Linked DNA regions of Homo sapiens: region 2 is linked to region 1. A link is an interaction called in ENCODE POLR2A ChIA-PET data of the cell type or tissue named here. Cell type or tissue: MCF 10A. All regions are shown on one strand. Links, peaks and the distances in the headings refer to the core of each region. The heading gives the core; the rest is flanking DNA.

The links. ChIA-PET counts read pairs that join two places held together with the same protein. Peaks named below come from ENCODE experiments on the same cell type or tissue, not always from the same donor. Only the 100,000 strongest peaks of a DNase experiment are listed, where the experiment ranks them.
Region 2: POLR2A ChIA-PET joins it to region 1 with 5 read pairs; 3 of 35 experiments call an interaction of 5 or more read pairs at or near these places.

What each region holds. Positions count from the first base shown.
Region 1 is chr20:56,872,244-56,879,752 of GRCh38, forward strand. No RefSeq gene overlaps it. Among named protein-coding and RNA genes, the nearest start is that of TFAP2C, 250 kb to the left of the region's middle. RefSeq lists enhancers at 1-392, 3,002-3,647. In MCF 10A, for the core only: no CTCF peak of the experiment used is centred there; a DNase peak (open chromatin) is centred at 2,998.
Region 2 is chr20:56,931,305-56,938,813 of GRCh38, forward strand. No RefSeq gene overlaps it. Among named protein-coding and RNA genes, the nearest start is that of BMP7-AS1, 280 kb to the right of the region's middle. In MCF 10A, for the core only: no CTCF peak of the experiment used is centred there; no DNase peak of the experiment used is centred there.

The DNA.
Region 1 (7,509 bases), core at 1,119-5,118:
GCTTTTTCAAAATGAGATGTTGGGATAGAAGTGCAAGAACATCATTTCCAGGAAAGACGAGTCTCTACCAGGTGTGCCCAGACAGACAGGTCCTCATAGGCACGCAGAGCTAGGAAAGGAACAATTGCCCTCCATGAGTGGGCCTGGCCGCTGAGACACCAGGCCATTGACCCCTCCCATGCTGGACTCAGCTCCAGCTTCTGTGGCCACATTCCTCCCATTGTGTTATCTTTTGGGACTTGGTGATCCCTACAAAGGCTGGCCAATGTGCTGAGGGCTTTCCAGACATTCTATCTATGTACACATGAAATAACCATAAGAGGTAGTAGTGTTGAACCAATGTTTCCACAGTTGGGAACCAAAGTGCAAAGAAAAGCAGAGAACTTGACCAAAGTCACAGAGATGTGGGTTGAGGGAGTGGAGTCACGGTTTGAATTTAGGTCTGGTGGCCACCACCCCAGCCTTGTGATCACAGAACACCCAAGAGCTCCTTCCTACTTGGTCCAGATGCACTGTCCAAGCTCAGTACAGGGCCCCAGGCAGCCACCACTGAGCAATAGGACCGTCATCTCCAAGAGGGAGGGACATGATCTGGCCTAGGGCAACAGCACCTCCCACAGTGTGTGGCACTGAATGGGAATTCAGTAAATACTTATGGAGGGAAGGGAGGAAGGAAAACAGGGAGGGAAGAGGAAGAAGGAAGGAAGGAAGGAAAGAAAGAAAGAGAGAGAGTGAGAGAGGGAGGGAGAGAGAGAAAGAAGGAAGGAAAGAAAGAGAAAGAAAGAGGGAAGTAGAGAGAGAGAGAAAGAGAGAAAGAAAAAGAAAGAAGGAAAGAAAGAAAGAAAGAAAAGGAAAGAAAGGAAAAGAGGGAGGGAGGGAAGGAAGAGAGAAAGAAAAAGGAAAGAAATAGAGAAAGAAAAAGAAAGAGAGAGAGGGAGGGAAGGGAAGAGAAGAGAAGGGAAGGGAAGGGAGGAAGGAAGAAAAGGAGGAAGGGAAGGAAGGTGAGGAATATATCCCCCAGTGAAATGAACACGATGGCGAAGTGCCACTTTGGGCGCAGGGTTGGGCGAGTGGAGTGCCTCTTCCATACCCTCCCCTTCTGCGAACTGGATTCTAGAAGAATTCATAGCCACACGATGGAGCCTGGGACCCTGAGTCCCTGCCTCAGGAACATCTACCGAGGCTGTTACATGGCCACGAAATGAACCGCATTGGGTTGGAGCCATCATACATTGGGGTCTATTTGTGACAGCAGGGCAGCCCACCCTGACTCATGGAACAGGAGCGGGAGAAGCTCCCTGCCCTCTGGGGCCCTAGGTGCCGCTCAGCAGCTCCGGGCTCTGAGCCAGTGAGCCGGTGTACCACGCAGACGGCTTGATTTTTCTTCCCACCCGAGCACGGGACGGACAGTCTGCACTGGGCGGGCAAGAGCATGGCTGAGTTAATGGGTTCTTGGGTGAAACTTTCAGAGGGACACAGGCCACTGTTGAACTCAAGTTCTTTTTGTAAGCTCTAGCCCAGCGGTCCCCAACCTTTGTGGCCCAGCGGTCCCCAACCTTTGTGGCACCAGGGACAGGTTTTGTGGAAGACAATTTTTCCACGGCCCAGGGCGGAGGGTGAGGTTTTGGGATGAAGCATCAGTCAGTCGTTAGAGTCTCGGAAGGAGCGCACAACTAGATCCGTCGCGTGCGCAGTTCACAGTAAGGGTTCGCGCTCCCGTGAGGATCTAAGGCCGCCACTGATCTGGCTGGAGGTGAAGCTCAGGCGGTGATGCTCGCCCGCCCGCCGCTCACCTCCTGCTGTGCGGCCGGTTCCTAGGAGGCCACAGAGCAGTCGGTCGCAGCCCAGGGGTTGGGGACCCGCTCTAGCCCCATCTGACCTGTAATATTGTTCCGGCTCGCCTTTCCGTGCATTGCAGTTTCCCTTTGAAATTCACCATTTGCCAAGGGACAAGGGCCCCTCTTTAAAGGCAGAAACATATCAGGAGCTATTTTAGATCAGGTTCCCTAGGAACAGGGCAAGCGGCTTGTTGGGGTGCTCTCAGGAGAAGAACAACCTCTAAGGGAGAGAAGGAAGCAGGAGAGGGAGAGGAAGAGGCCAAGCACAGCTCCGGCTCAGCTGGAATCTACAGCCAGCCTGACCCACGGGGAGCTCTGGGGCATGAATGGCCACACGTGGTGTCTTCCTACCTTGAGGCAAAGGAGCGGGCTTTTGTATCCCCATCGGGTCATGGGTGCTCAGGGGAGAAAGCTCAGGGGAGAAAGCATGTCTCTCTACCCCGGCATCTCCAGGCAAACGGCGTCAATCCCTGAAGGACAATTGTCTTAGGAAGATTGCATGTGAAGCTCTTATCCACAGCCCTAGAGCTGCGGGGGATGCATGTGCCGTCTACAGAGGGACGTCTGGGCAGGGAACTTAGAGCATATGCTCTAAGAGTATTGGTGAGCGCCCTGGGGACGGGGATGAAGAGAATGCAGAGAGAGAGCCGGTGCATGCTGGCCAGACACTTGCTGGGTACTCCATGCTATTTCATTTGACCTTCACGACAGTTCAAAGGAAGCTTCTATCATTGTTATTGTTCCATTCTACAGATGTGGATATTGAGTCTTAGAAAGATAAAAGGATTTTTCTAAGGTCCCTTTCTAGAGGTTGAAAGAAGCAGAGCAGGAATTTGAACTCAGGCCGATCTGACTCTGGATCTGTTACCACTGCAGAGCTCTGCCTCCCCGATGCCAGAGAGCAGCGTGGCGGGTCTGCGCTGGGTCAGAGCAGAGCAAGGCAAGGTCTCTTAGCCCCTTGACGCTTCCATACCAGAGTTGGCCTGGCCTTTGTCTCCAGGCTCGGCACCAACCAGGAAAGCTGCTAGCAGAGCCGCTGGTCTGGCCAGAGACTCCACCCAGTTGTTGCAGACAGGGTGGGGTGTGTGGTCCAGTAGCCCAGTTCCTCTCACTGGGGATCCTCAGCTGCAGCTGCCTTACAGGTTGTGCAGTCACTTCTGACTCAGAGGCTGCCCAGCCTCCCGGTTTGCTGATTCTGCAAAATAAACAGTCCTGAGCTGCTGCTTGCTTCATTTGGAATGCCTGGTCTTCCTGGGAGTGGTAGAGGACAAGAGTACGTTTAGGACGCTGTGAGAAATTCACTGACGGAACTGGTCTCCCCCAAACTGCAAAATATGGTGCTGAGGGTGTGCTCCCAGGGAAGCTACACTAGGCAGACTCTCAAGCTAGACTGCCTGGGCTCAAATCCCAGGCCCATCTCTCAGCAGCCACATGGCCCAGGGCAAGTCACTGAGCCTCCCTGAGCCTGTGGATAATCAAAGGCACTTTCCTTGAGGAGTTTTTGCAAGAGTTAATTGAGATAATTCATGGAAGGTGCTTAGTGCTTATTAATTTTTATAATCATGATTTTAAAAAGCAATTCTCCTTGCATTTAATTCAACAAGGTTTCTGGAAGACCTTATTTTAAAGGATCTCCCAGCCTTGTGAGAGAGACAGGTCACTGGAAAATCTATGAAATTTGGCTAAGGCCAAAAGGACACCCCCTCCTTTATCAAAGTACTTTAGAGATGTTATTTCATTATGTCCTGGCCTCCATGGGTTCTGAAGAGAAGTTAGAAGTAATTAGCATGTAACGGGCTGTTTTTCCTCTGGCTGATTTTAGGATCTTCTCTTCATGTTTGACTATAGTGTGCCTAATTATTGTTGTTGTTTTCGTCCTTCTTGGGGTTCACTGATCTTCTTGAATCTGTAAATGTATGTCTTTCATCAGATTTGCAACATTTCAGATATCGTTTATGATTTTTTTTTTTTTTTTTTTTTGAGATGGAGTCTGGCTCTGTCACCCAGGCTGGAGTGAAGTGGTGTGATCTCGGCTCACTGCAACCTTTGCCTCCTGGGTTCATGCCATTCTCCTGCCTCAGCCTCCCGTGTAGCTGGAAATACAGGCGCCCGCCACCATGCCTGGCTAATTTTTTGTATTTTTTAGTAGAGACCGGGTTTCACCGTGTTAGCCAGGATGGTCTTGATCTCCTGACCTCGTGATCCGCCCACCTCGGCCTCCCAAAGTGCTGGGATTACAGAAGTGAGTCATCGCACCAGGCCATGATTTTTTTTTTTACCCTATTTTCTATGTCATCTCCTTCTAGGTCTAGAAGAGTCAGTGTTAGACCTTTCAATGTTGTCCCATAGGTTGCAGAGGCTCTAGTTCAAATTTTTCAAATCCTCTTCCCCTGTTTTCAGATTGGATAATTTCTATTTATTTATCATCAAAACAAGTGACTCTTCTGCCATTGCCAATCTTGTTGTTAAGCTCCTCCAGTGAATTTAAAAATTCAGATTTTTTTATTTCTAGAATTTCTATTTAGTTCCTTTTTTATAGTTTTTGTTTTTCTGCTGAGATTTCTTACTTGTTTATTACATGCTTACTGTCATTTATAATCCTTGAGCATACGACTGGCATAAAATCCTTGTCTGGTCTGGGCACGGTGGCTCATGCCTGTAATCCCAGCACTTTGGGAGGCCAAGGCAGGTGGATCACCTGGTCAGGAGTTCAAGACCAGCCTGGCCAACATGGTAAAACTCTATCTCTATTAAAAATACCAAAATTAGCCAGGCATGTTGGTGGGCACCTGTAATCCCAGCTACTTGGGAGGCTGAGGCAGGAGAATTGCTTGAACCCAGGAAGCAGAGGTTGCAGCAAGCTGAGGATTGCGTCATTGCACTCCAGCCTGGGCAACAGAGTGAGACTCCATCTCAAAAAAAAAAAAAAAAATCTTTGTCTGGTCATTTCAGTTCTAGGTTATTAAGAGGTTGTTTTCCATCAATTGCCTTTTTTCTTAAGCATGGGTCACATTTACCTATTTTTTTTTGAAGGCTTACTAATTTTTAGTTGCATTCTAAATATTATGAATTGTATATGTAGAGATTCCAGATGCTGTTGTGTTTCTCTGAAGAATATTTATTTATTATTTATTTTCTAAAGCATACAGTTAACTTGGCTAGACTCAAACTATAAAATTGATCCCTTCTGCAGTGGTCCATGGCTAAAATATCTGTTAAGTTCTTTTACCTTGCTGGACTTCTTGGATTCTGACTTTCAGTCTTTTCAGGGATTAGCTAGAGACCAGGTCAAATTTTAAACAAATAAGTTAGGGCTCCTTCTCTCTGCTTCTCTCTGTTTTGGAATTCCTCCTTCCTTTGAAGTAATTTGAGAATGTGATTGTCCCAAACTCCAGCCTATGGTTCTTCAACTCAGTGAAACTGTGGCTTTTTTGTCATAGCTTTAACCCTCTTGTTCTAGAAGTGGGTCTTGGGCTATGATCTATATCAAAGGCAAAAAACTACACAATGAGAAAGTCACCCTGGTTATTCCAAGTGTCAGCTGCCTTCCAGTTTCTGCCTAGTTTTGCTCACTGCCCAGTGCTCTCAGGGAATCGTTACTCATGCTTTGTCCAGCATCTGTGGTTGTCACCAGAAGCCAGAAGTCCACACCATCTCATTTCACCTCTGCATGGGATGAGCATATGGACACTCAGAGAGGTGAAGCAAAGCACCCAGTGCTTCCCAGCTGTGATGAGCTTCTTAGAAATATTTGCTGAGTGTCTACATCCTGCCAGGCACTGTGCTGGGTCCTGGCAACACAGCCATGAGCTACTTCGACAAAGTCCTTCCACCCAGGGTACTTACATACTGGTAGCAAAATTGGATGATAAGCTAGTAAACCCTCTAATAAATAGGATAACCATGGAGGATGGTAAGTAGGCCAGGATACGACTGTGAGGGAGAGGAGACAGCTTTGGTTTGGTGGTCAGGCAGGTGACATTTTAGATGAAATAAGAATGAAGTGAAGGGATGAACCTGTGGATTTCTAGGGAAAAGCTTTCCGTGCAGAACACCATCCAGAGCAAGGCTATACGAGGGACAAGTTTGGATTGCTGCATTCAAGGAAGAAGGAGGAGGTCTGTGTGGCTGCAGCCGTGTGAGCCAGGGCGAGAGGAAGGACATGGAGCAGGCAGGGACAGACGCTTTCCTCTCTGATATGGTTTGGCTGTGTCCCCACCCAAATCTCATTTTGAATTGTAGTTCCCATAATCTTCACATGTCGTGGGAGGGACCCAGTGGGAGGTAATTGAATCATGGGGGCAGGTTTTTCCTGTGCTGTTCTCGTGATAGTGAATAAGTCTCATGAGATCTGATGGTTTTATCAAGGGCAGTTCCCCTGCACACGCTCTGTTGCCTGCCACCATGTGGGACATGTCTTTGTTCCTCCTTCACCTTCCACCATGATTGTGAGGCCTCCCCAGCTATGTGGAACTGTGAATCCATTAAACCTCTTTTTCTTTGTAAATTGCTCAGTCTTGGGTGTGTCTTTATTAGCAATGTGAGAACAGGCTAAAACAACCTCCTTCCTCTACAGCTTCTCTGTGCTCCCACTCCTAGAACTTATCGCCTTCCCAGCTGCACCCAACCCCAAGGACCACTTTTGCAGCAACCAAGTGAAGATTTAGGAGCCTGGAGAATCTGATGGCTTGAATCTTTGAGCTCCTCCTCTCTTTCTAAGCCCATAGAGAAGGTTGAGAGAATTGAATGAGACAACACACGTCAGGCACTAAGAACGTATGTGTTTAAAAAGTCAGTACAACAATAGATGCTGGAGAAGATGTGGAGAAATAGGAATGCTTTTACACTGCTGGTGGGAGTGTAAATTAATTCAACCATTGTGGAAGACAGTGTGGTGATTCCTCAAGGATCTAGAACCAGAAATACCATTTGACTCAGCAATCCCACTATGGGTATATACCCAAAGGATTATAAATCATTCTACTATAAAGACACATGCACATGTATGTTTATTGCAGCACTGTTCACAATAGCAAAGAGTTGGAACCAATCCAAATGCCCATCAATGATAGACTGGATAAAGAAAATGTGGCACATATACACCATGGAATACTATGCAGCCTTAAAAAAGGATGAGTTCATGTCCTTCGCAGGGACATGGTTGAAACTGAGAAACCATCGTTCTCAGCAACCTAAAACAAGAACAGAAAACCAAACACCACATGTTCTCACTCACAAGTGGGAGTTGAACAATGAGAACACATGGACACAGGGAGGGGAACATCACACACCAGGGCCTATCAGGGAGTAGGGGGCTAGGGTTGATGGGTACAGCAAACCACCATGGCACGTGTATACCTATGTAACAAACCTGCACATTCTGCACATGTATCCAAGAACTTAGAGTATAATAATAATAATAATAATAATAAAAGAATGTATGTGCTGAATATTCCTTGGTGCACTTTACATTTGCAAGCTAATATAATCCTAGCAATAACCCTCTGGAGTGGGCATTATTATTACTGTTGTTTCATTAGCTTATTTCACAAATAAGGAAACCAAGACTCAGAGAGGCTAGGTGGCTTGTCCAGGGCCACAAAGCTAGAAAAGAACTGGGGGCCGGGCACAGTGGCTCATGCCTGTAATCCCAGGACAGTGGGAGGCCAAG
Region 2 (7,509 bases), core at 1,633-5,632, 60 kb after region 1:
TGATTAGAATGCCCAACCAATGGGAAATGCAGCCCAGCAGGTTTCAGGCTTATTTTACCCAGTCCCTATTCAGGATGGAGTTGCTCTGGTTCAAACGCCTCTGACACTTGAACCGAGGATCGTGGCGGAAAGGGCTGGACATGGAGATTCAAGGAATGGCCTCTGGCCACTTCCTGGTGGTGTGGCCCTGAGAAAGCTGCTTAAACTCCTACACCCTGGGTTTCCTCATCTGTAAAACACAAATAACTGTACGTGTCTCCAGAACTTGTACTCTCCGAGATAACACAAGTAAAGCCTGAAGCTCAGGGATGGACGAAGAGCCCTCGAGAAACCGTGGGTGTCCTGTGGAGAGACAGTGCTGCCTCACGGTTAAGGACACTGGGAGTGAGGGAGAGACAACAGAATTTTGGTAGCTTCCTGTCCTTGGGCCAATGACTTCACTCTCAGAGTATTCTTTTTTTTTTTTTTTTCTGCTGACTATCCTTTTAAAATTTAAACTGCAATCAGCCCTTTAAAATGGAAATGAGATCTCGTCATTCCCCTGTTCAAAGATCTCAAATGGCTCCATACCACACTTGGAATAAAAGCCAGGCCTTTTACATTCCCTAGGAGACCCCATGTGATGTCCCCACCACCCACCAAGGGAACTGTCACTTTGGCCATGCTGGCCTCCTCTCAACTCCTCAGACCTCCAACAGCACTGGGACTGGGGGAGGCAAGAGGGGTACCCGGTGTGCAGGATTTATGGAGGCCTTTGCTTTCAGGATCATGCGAGTTTTCACAGGTTTTGCAGACGCTCATGTGGGCCTAAAAAATGGCACCCTATACCCTCTGAGGTCGTTGTCTGTGCTTTGGGAACAATTCTGACCTGGCACAAAAGATTCTTGGGCCTGAGGTTGAGGCCAGGTGCAGAAAATTCAAATAAGCTATGGAACTTTCTCTTCACTTATTTGATGACATTTATCAGGTAACAGTATTGAGCACCTACTGTATCCCTGCTGTAAGACCCTAACAAACCACCCAATAAGATTATTTTATATTTTATTTTATTTTATTTTTATTTTTAGAGATAGGGTCTTGCTCTGTCACCCAGGCTGGAGTGCAGTGGCCCGATCATAGCCAGGTTATATTTTAAAAAGATAGAACTGAGCTGGGCACGTGGCTCACGCCTATAAACCCAGCATTTTGGGTGGCCAAGGCAGGACCACTTGAGCCCAGGAGTTCAAGACCAGCCCTAGGCAACACAGTGAGACCCCCATCTCTACAAAAAATAGAAAAAAATATCTGGGTGTGGTGGCGCACATTTCTAGTCCCAAATACTTGGGAGGCTGAGGTGGGAGGATCACTTGAGCCTGGGAAGTTGAGGCTGCAGTGAGCCATGATTGCGCCACTGCACTCCAACCTGGGAAACAGAGCAATACACTATCTTTAAAAAAAAGCACTTTGTATAGGCCAAGCATCAGATCAGGTGCTTTATAACAATTACGTAATAAACAATGCCCATTCTTTGAGTTTTTGCCAAGTAGGTCCAGTTGGCAATTAGCAAACAATAAAAGCATAATTGACATCCCCATTGCACAGGTGAGGAAACAGGAACAAGTCACTGTCTTAAGGTTGCACAGCTAGGAAGTGATGGAGCTGGGATTTGAACCCACAGTGTCCTGTTTTTGCTTCATTCACCCTTTTCCCTTTACCCTTTGTTTTTGCCCTTTTCACTCATAGACAAGACTACCCTGTCTTTGAGCTGCATACAACATGTGTGAACCCATCTGAAAAAGAAAGGATTTTGTTGAAAAAGTTGAGATCAGTTGACCAGTCAAATCACTCCAAAGTCATTAGTTCCGGTCACCAGACATGGTTATAAGGAAGTGACTAAAACCAACAACAGCCTTTTGGCCTGTGACTATTTGCCGCTCTCAATTGTCTAGCAATCAGAGAACCAGCCTGTGGCAAAATGAAAATGATGTTTCAGGTCACGATTGAATTGAATTGAAATGTTTGTTCATCTTCTCTCCATTCTCAGCTGAATTTCCTTGTGTGTTAGCACAGGGGTCAGAAAACTTTTTCTGCAAAGGGCCAGAGGGTAAATATTTTCAGTTTATCAGGCCATATAGTCACTGTTCCAACAACTCAGCTCTGCCGTTATAGTTCAAAAGTAGCCAGAGATGACAGAGGAACAATTGGGCGTGGCTGTGTTCCAATAAAACTTATGCAGTCAATTCTCATTACTCATAGCAGTTATGTTCTATGAAGTTGCCATGAAGCCTGAATTGGCAAACACTCTTGGGGCAGGCAAGGTTGCCCTTGGTCACAATATCTTGTCAACTGATCAATACATAACTTCGTTTTATGTGTGCTTCTCTTTAAACATACCTTATTTAATATGCATAATTGATTCATTAACATTGAACTCAAGGCCAACAGCCCTATAACTCATCCCTGAACACAGCTCAGGTGTCAGATGAGCTAAAGCTACATGTATAAACATAGCTTCTCCTTAAGGCACGTATCGGCCTTGCTGTACTTTGGAACACTAGCCAGCATTTCTACACTACACTTGGGGGCCATTTTGTTTTAATTATTATTTTTTTGAGACAGTGTCTTGCTCCATTGCCCAGGCTGGAGTACAGTGGTACCATCACGGCTCACTGCAGCCTTGACTTCCCAGGCTCAAGCCATCATTCTACTTCAGCCTCCCAAAGCTGGGAATAGAGGTGCGCACCACCATGCCTGGCTAATTCTTTTAAAGAAATTTTTGTAGAGGCAAGGTCTCACTATGTTGTCCAGGCTGGTCTTGAACCCCTGGGCTCAAGTGATCTTCCTGTCTTGGCCTCCCAAAGTGCTGGCATTACAGGCATGAGCCACCATGCCTGGCCTTGGGGGCCATTTTAAATATTGAAATCACCAATAAAAAGCAACAAAATGTGAAAAACATGGCACTCAATAGACCACAGAAAAGACATTAGTTCAGTGTGAAACAAAGAGGCAGGGCATCGCCCTGTTTGGCCTCAGTGAGGAACACGTGCACTGGGCAACTTAAACTTTTCCCTGCTTTGTGCATGTCTAAGAATGATCACAGAAGCACCTCCAGAATTGCTATTGGGCTTAAAAATACAGTTCAGCCAGTAGCCAAATTTGCAAACTGAGAATCCGCAAACAATGAGGATATCCTACATGGACACTGAAATGTGAAGTTCGTGTAATTCTTATGTGTCACAAAATATTCTTCTGATTTTTTTTTTTTTTAGTCATTTAAAAATATAGAAAACATTCTTAGCTTGTAGGTTGTACAAAATTAGGTGGTGGGCCAGATTTGGCCTTTGGGCTGTAATTTGCTGACCCCTGACATAGCTGATCAACCTTCTTGTTTTTGAGATTTCTCATGGAAAAGGACGGCCTGGAGCCTTTGAACAGGGTCTGTGTCTTCCTCCTGTGTCAGCAATGGGTAAGTTTGGCTCTTCTCACATAGGTAGGAAAACGAATGTATCCCACATCCATTGTCTAATGCTAAGATGGTGAGGCAATAGCACCTCTTAAATACAGTGGGTAGCTCGCCTTACTTTCCAAATATAAGCAAGTAAAGGGTGAGCAGTTTTCTGAGAGCTCCCAGCACACTGAGTTATCTCCCAGTCATTGGCTCTGTCGTGACGATGTGAGGGCTAGAAGAATCAATGCATTATTTGAAGCCCAGCTTTTCCCTTTCTTAAAATTCCCTTCATCCTTGGAGTATCTATTAATAGAAGTTATAAATAAAAAAAGAAAAAGGAAATGCCAGTCTTGTAACTCCCAGAGACACATCCCTGCAGCCAGGACAATGAGGCCATTTATTCCAGCAATGGAGCCCGCTCTGAATGCCCAAAATGCTAACAGGAACTGGGGCGGGAATGCTAGAACTCGCTGAAATGCCTTCGCCTCCTAATTTTTTGCTTACCCATTGGCCCTTTTGTAAAGAGTTCTCAAGAAAAGCCCAGACATGTTGGAGGAGATCGTTCCCCAAAATGCTTCCCAAAATAGATACAGGATCAAAGTAAAAATAAAACTGATGTTTCTCCATAATCTGAGACAGCTTTCCAAGTTGGGGATGATTCAAACTTTTGTCTTCTCATCATGGGGGTTAAAAGCTGGCCAGCATCCTGGAAGGAGAATTTCAGTGGTGGGTATTCACTGATTCATTCATTCATTAACAAACATTGTCCAAACTTCTACCATCCACCAGGGACTCTGCCCAACTCTTAGGATGCAAGAGTGAATAGACCAGGCCAGACGCAGTGGCTCACACCTGTCATCCCAGCACTTTGGGAGGCTGAGGTGGGAGGATCACTTGAGCCCAGGAGTTCGAGACCAGCCTAGGCAACATGGTGAAACCCCGTCTCCACTAAAAATACAAAAATTAGCTGGGCATGGTGGTGCACGGTCTATAATCTCAGCTGAGGCATGAGAATCGCTTGAACCTGGGAGGCCGAGATTGCAGTGAGATGAGATCACGCCACTGCACTCCAGCCTGGGCAACAGAGGGAGACTGTCTCCAAAAAAAAAGTGACTAGACCATTGCCTCCTGGTTTTGCCATCTCTAGAATATCAGGGATAAAGGCCCAGTCCAACCTAGGTATCTAGAATCCTTTTAGGAGGGTTTTCTGAAAATTCCATCTTGTTTTCACTCAAGAGTTCAGAGATAGTCAAGTGACATATGCCTTAATCAATACACGACAGGAAACATCTGGAATCTCTCCCTTCTTTGCACTGAATCTTGCCAAAATAAAAAGTTAAACTTACTTTGATCAGTCAATCAAATCAACATGAGATTACATTAGTCTGGCAATTTTTTTCATTTTAAAAAACCCTCTAAATCTGTGTTTGTGAACACAGGAATTCATTCTTGCTCTGTTCTGTCTCTGAAACCTTGATGCTTTTGTTAAGGATGGTTTTGTGTCTGTTCTTCACTCTGCAAAATTTGCCTCTGGCCAAAATCAAGAATTAGCTGACTTAATTCCACCTAAAATCAGCTGATTTTCACAGCTTCTTTTATTTATTTATTTATTTATTTATTTATTTATTTATTTATTTATTTTTGAAACAGAGTCTCGCTCTGTCACCCAGGCTGGAGTGCAGTGGCACAATCTCACCTCACTGCAACCTCCACCTTTGGGGTTCAAGCGATCCTTCTGCCTCAGCCTCCTGAGTAGCTGGGATTACAGGTGCCCACCACCATGACCGGCTGATTTTTTACGTGTTTAGTAGAGATGGGGTTCCACCATGTTGCCCAGGCTGGTCTCAAACTCCTGACCTCAGGTGATCTGCCCACCTCAGCCTCCTAAAGTGCTAGGATTACAGGCATGAGTCACCACGCCCAGCCTGATTTTCACTGCTTCTGAGAAAATCTTCGGAAAGCAGAGGAGATTATTTTAAGAGCAATGGGATCTGGAGTTGCCAAAGAGCCTGCGATTCCCCCTGGTTAATCTATCTGTCTGGTAACAGAAAAGACTTAACCGTGGAAGGGAGACACCCTGACCTAAGCCAAGGTGGCCCTCTCAGTTTCTTTTGTAATAGCTGTACTGTCAACAGAGGCACGCAGCCCCAGGCCACTTTCTAAGACCCAAACCAGCCAGATATCTCTTTGACAACATCTATAGCTCTGCCTACACCACCCAATTCATGGAGAGAGAGTTTCTAAGTAATTTGCTACAAGAAGTAGATGTCTTCACTCCTGTGAGGCTGGCTGGAACGTAGGTGGGAGGCGGCCACTGGGACATCAGATCAAGTTTGGTTTCTCCCTGATCACGGGCCGTTAGCAAATTTGAAAGATTTCTTGGCCAGGCACGGTGGCTCACTCCTGTAATCCCAGCACTTTGGGAGACCAAGGCGGGCGGATCACGAGGTCAGGAGATCGAGACCATCCTGGCTAACACGTGAAACTCTGTCTCTACTAAAAATACAAAAAAAATTAGCCCAGCGTGGTGGCGGGCGCCTGTAATCCCAGCTACTTGGGAGGCTGAGGCAGCAGAATGGCGTGAACCAGGGAGGTGGAGCTTGCAGTGAGCCGAGATAGTGCCACTGCACTTCAGCCAGGGTGACAGACAGTGACTGTCTCAAAAAAAAAAAAAAAAAAGAAAAGAAAAGAAAGATTTCTTAAGCAATAATTCCTACTCAATATGGTTGGACAAATTTAAAACCTGAATTCTGAGTCACGTAGTATCTAGAGCCTCACAGAAAGAGAATGGAATACAAATTTCATAACTTGACACATTTGTGGGAGATACCTGGAGTTGGTAAGAACCTAAAGAAAGGGGCTGCTCATAGACTATGGAAATAAAAATTGGTATTGCCTTAAACAAAAGAGGCTCCACAATGTTCATCAAAATGTAAAAGCACACATAGTCTTTGCTCAGAAATTCTGTTTAGAGCAAGGGTCTGTGAACTGCAGAGATGGTAAAAGCACAGGGCCCGGGCCAGGCGCGGTGGCTCATGCCTGTAATCCCAGCACTTTGGGAGGCCCAGGCAGCTGATCACCTGAGGTTGGGAGTTCAAGACTAGCCTGACCAACATGGAGAAACCCCATCTTTACTAAAAATACAAAAAATTATCCGGGCGTGATGGCTCATGCCTGTAATCCCAGCTACTCAGGAGGCTGAGGCAGGAGAATGGCTTAAACCCGGGAGGCAGAAGTTGCGATGAGCCGAGATCACGCCATTGCACTCCAGCCTGGGCAACAAGAGCAAAACTCTGTCTCAAAAAAAAAAAAAAAAAAGTACAGGTCCTGCAGCCAGCTTCTGTACAGCCCAACAACTAAAAACGGTCTTTACATTTTTACATGATTTTTAAAAATTGAAGAATATTTTATACCCAAAATGCTAACACGAGCCAAGGCAGGAACGATAGAATTTGCTGCAATCACACTGAAGATGATAGAAACTCCCATTTTAGTGTCCATAAGTGAGGTTTGATTGGCACATGCACAGCCGTGCCTTATTTGTTTATGTATTTTCTGCAGAGTTGAGCCTTGGCAGCAGAGACCTTCTGACCTGCAAAGCCTGAAATATTTACACCCTGCTTCTTTCTAGAAAGGGTCGGTTGACCTCTGTTTTCTAGGAATGTATTCTAAGGAAACTATAGAAAAGCAATGCCCATCACTGAAGGACTGGTTAATGAATGATGAGGCCATTTAGAAGTATTCTGCAGAGCTATAGAGAAGGATGTCTATTGCTGGACAGAGATGACCATCATTGTTTTTACTTTTTTGGTTTTTACTTTTTTTGGTCCTTCTGCTAAAAAGTCACCTGCCACCTACACTGCTTGATGTTGCTGATTCTTGCAAGATGTGCTTTCTGTATTATTCAGAAATATTCAATGCTGATATCAAGAGCAATAAAAACAAATGGAATGAAAGAAATTCATAAGAAGTGTTAATTATAGATAGTGAGTGAGTTAGGGAGGCATGAGCATGCTGGATGCAGGCAGAATAGAGGGGCAAGTGTGCTAGGCATAGAGAATAGGGTGGGAGAGTGAGTGTTA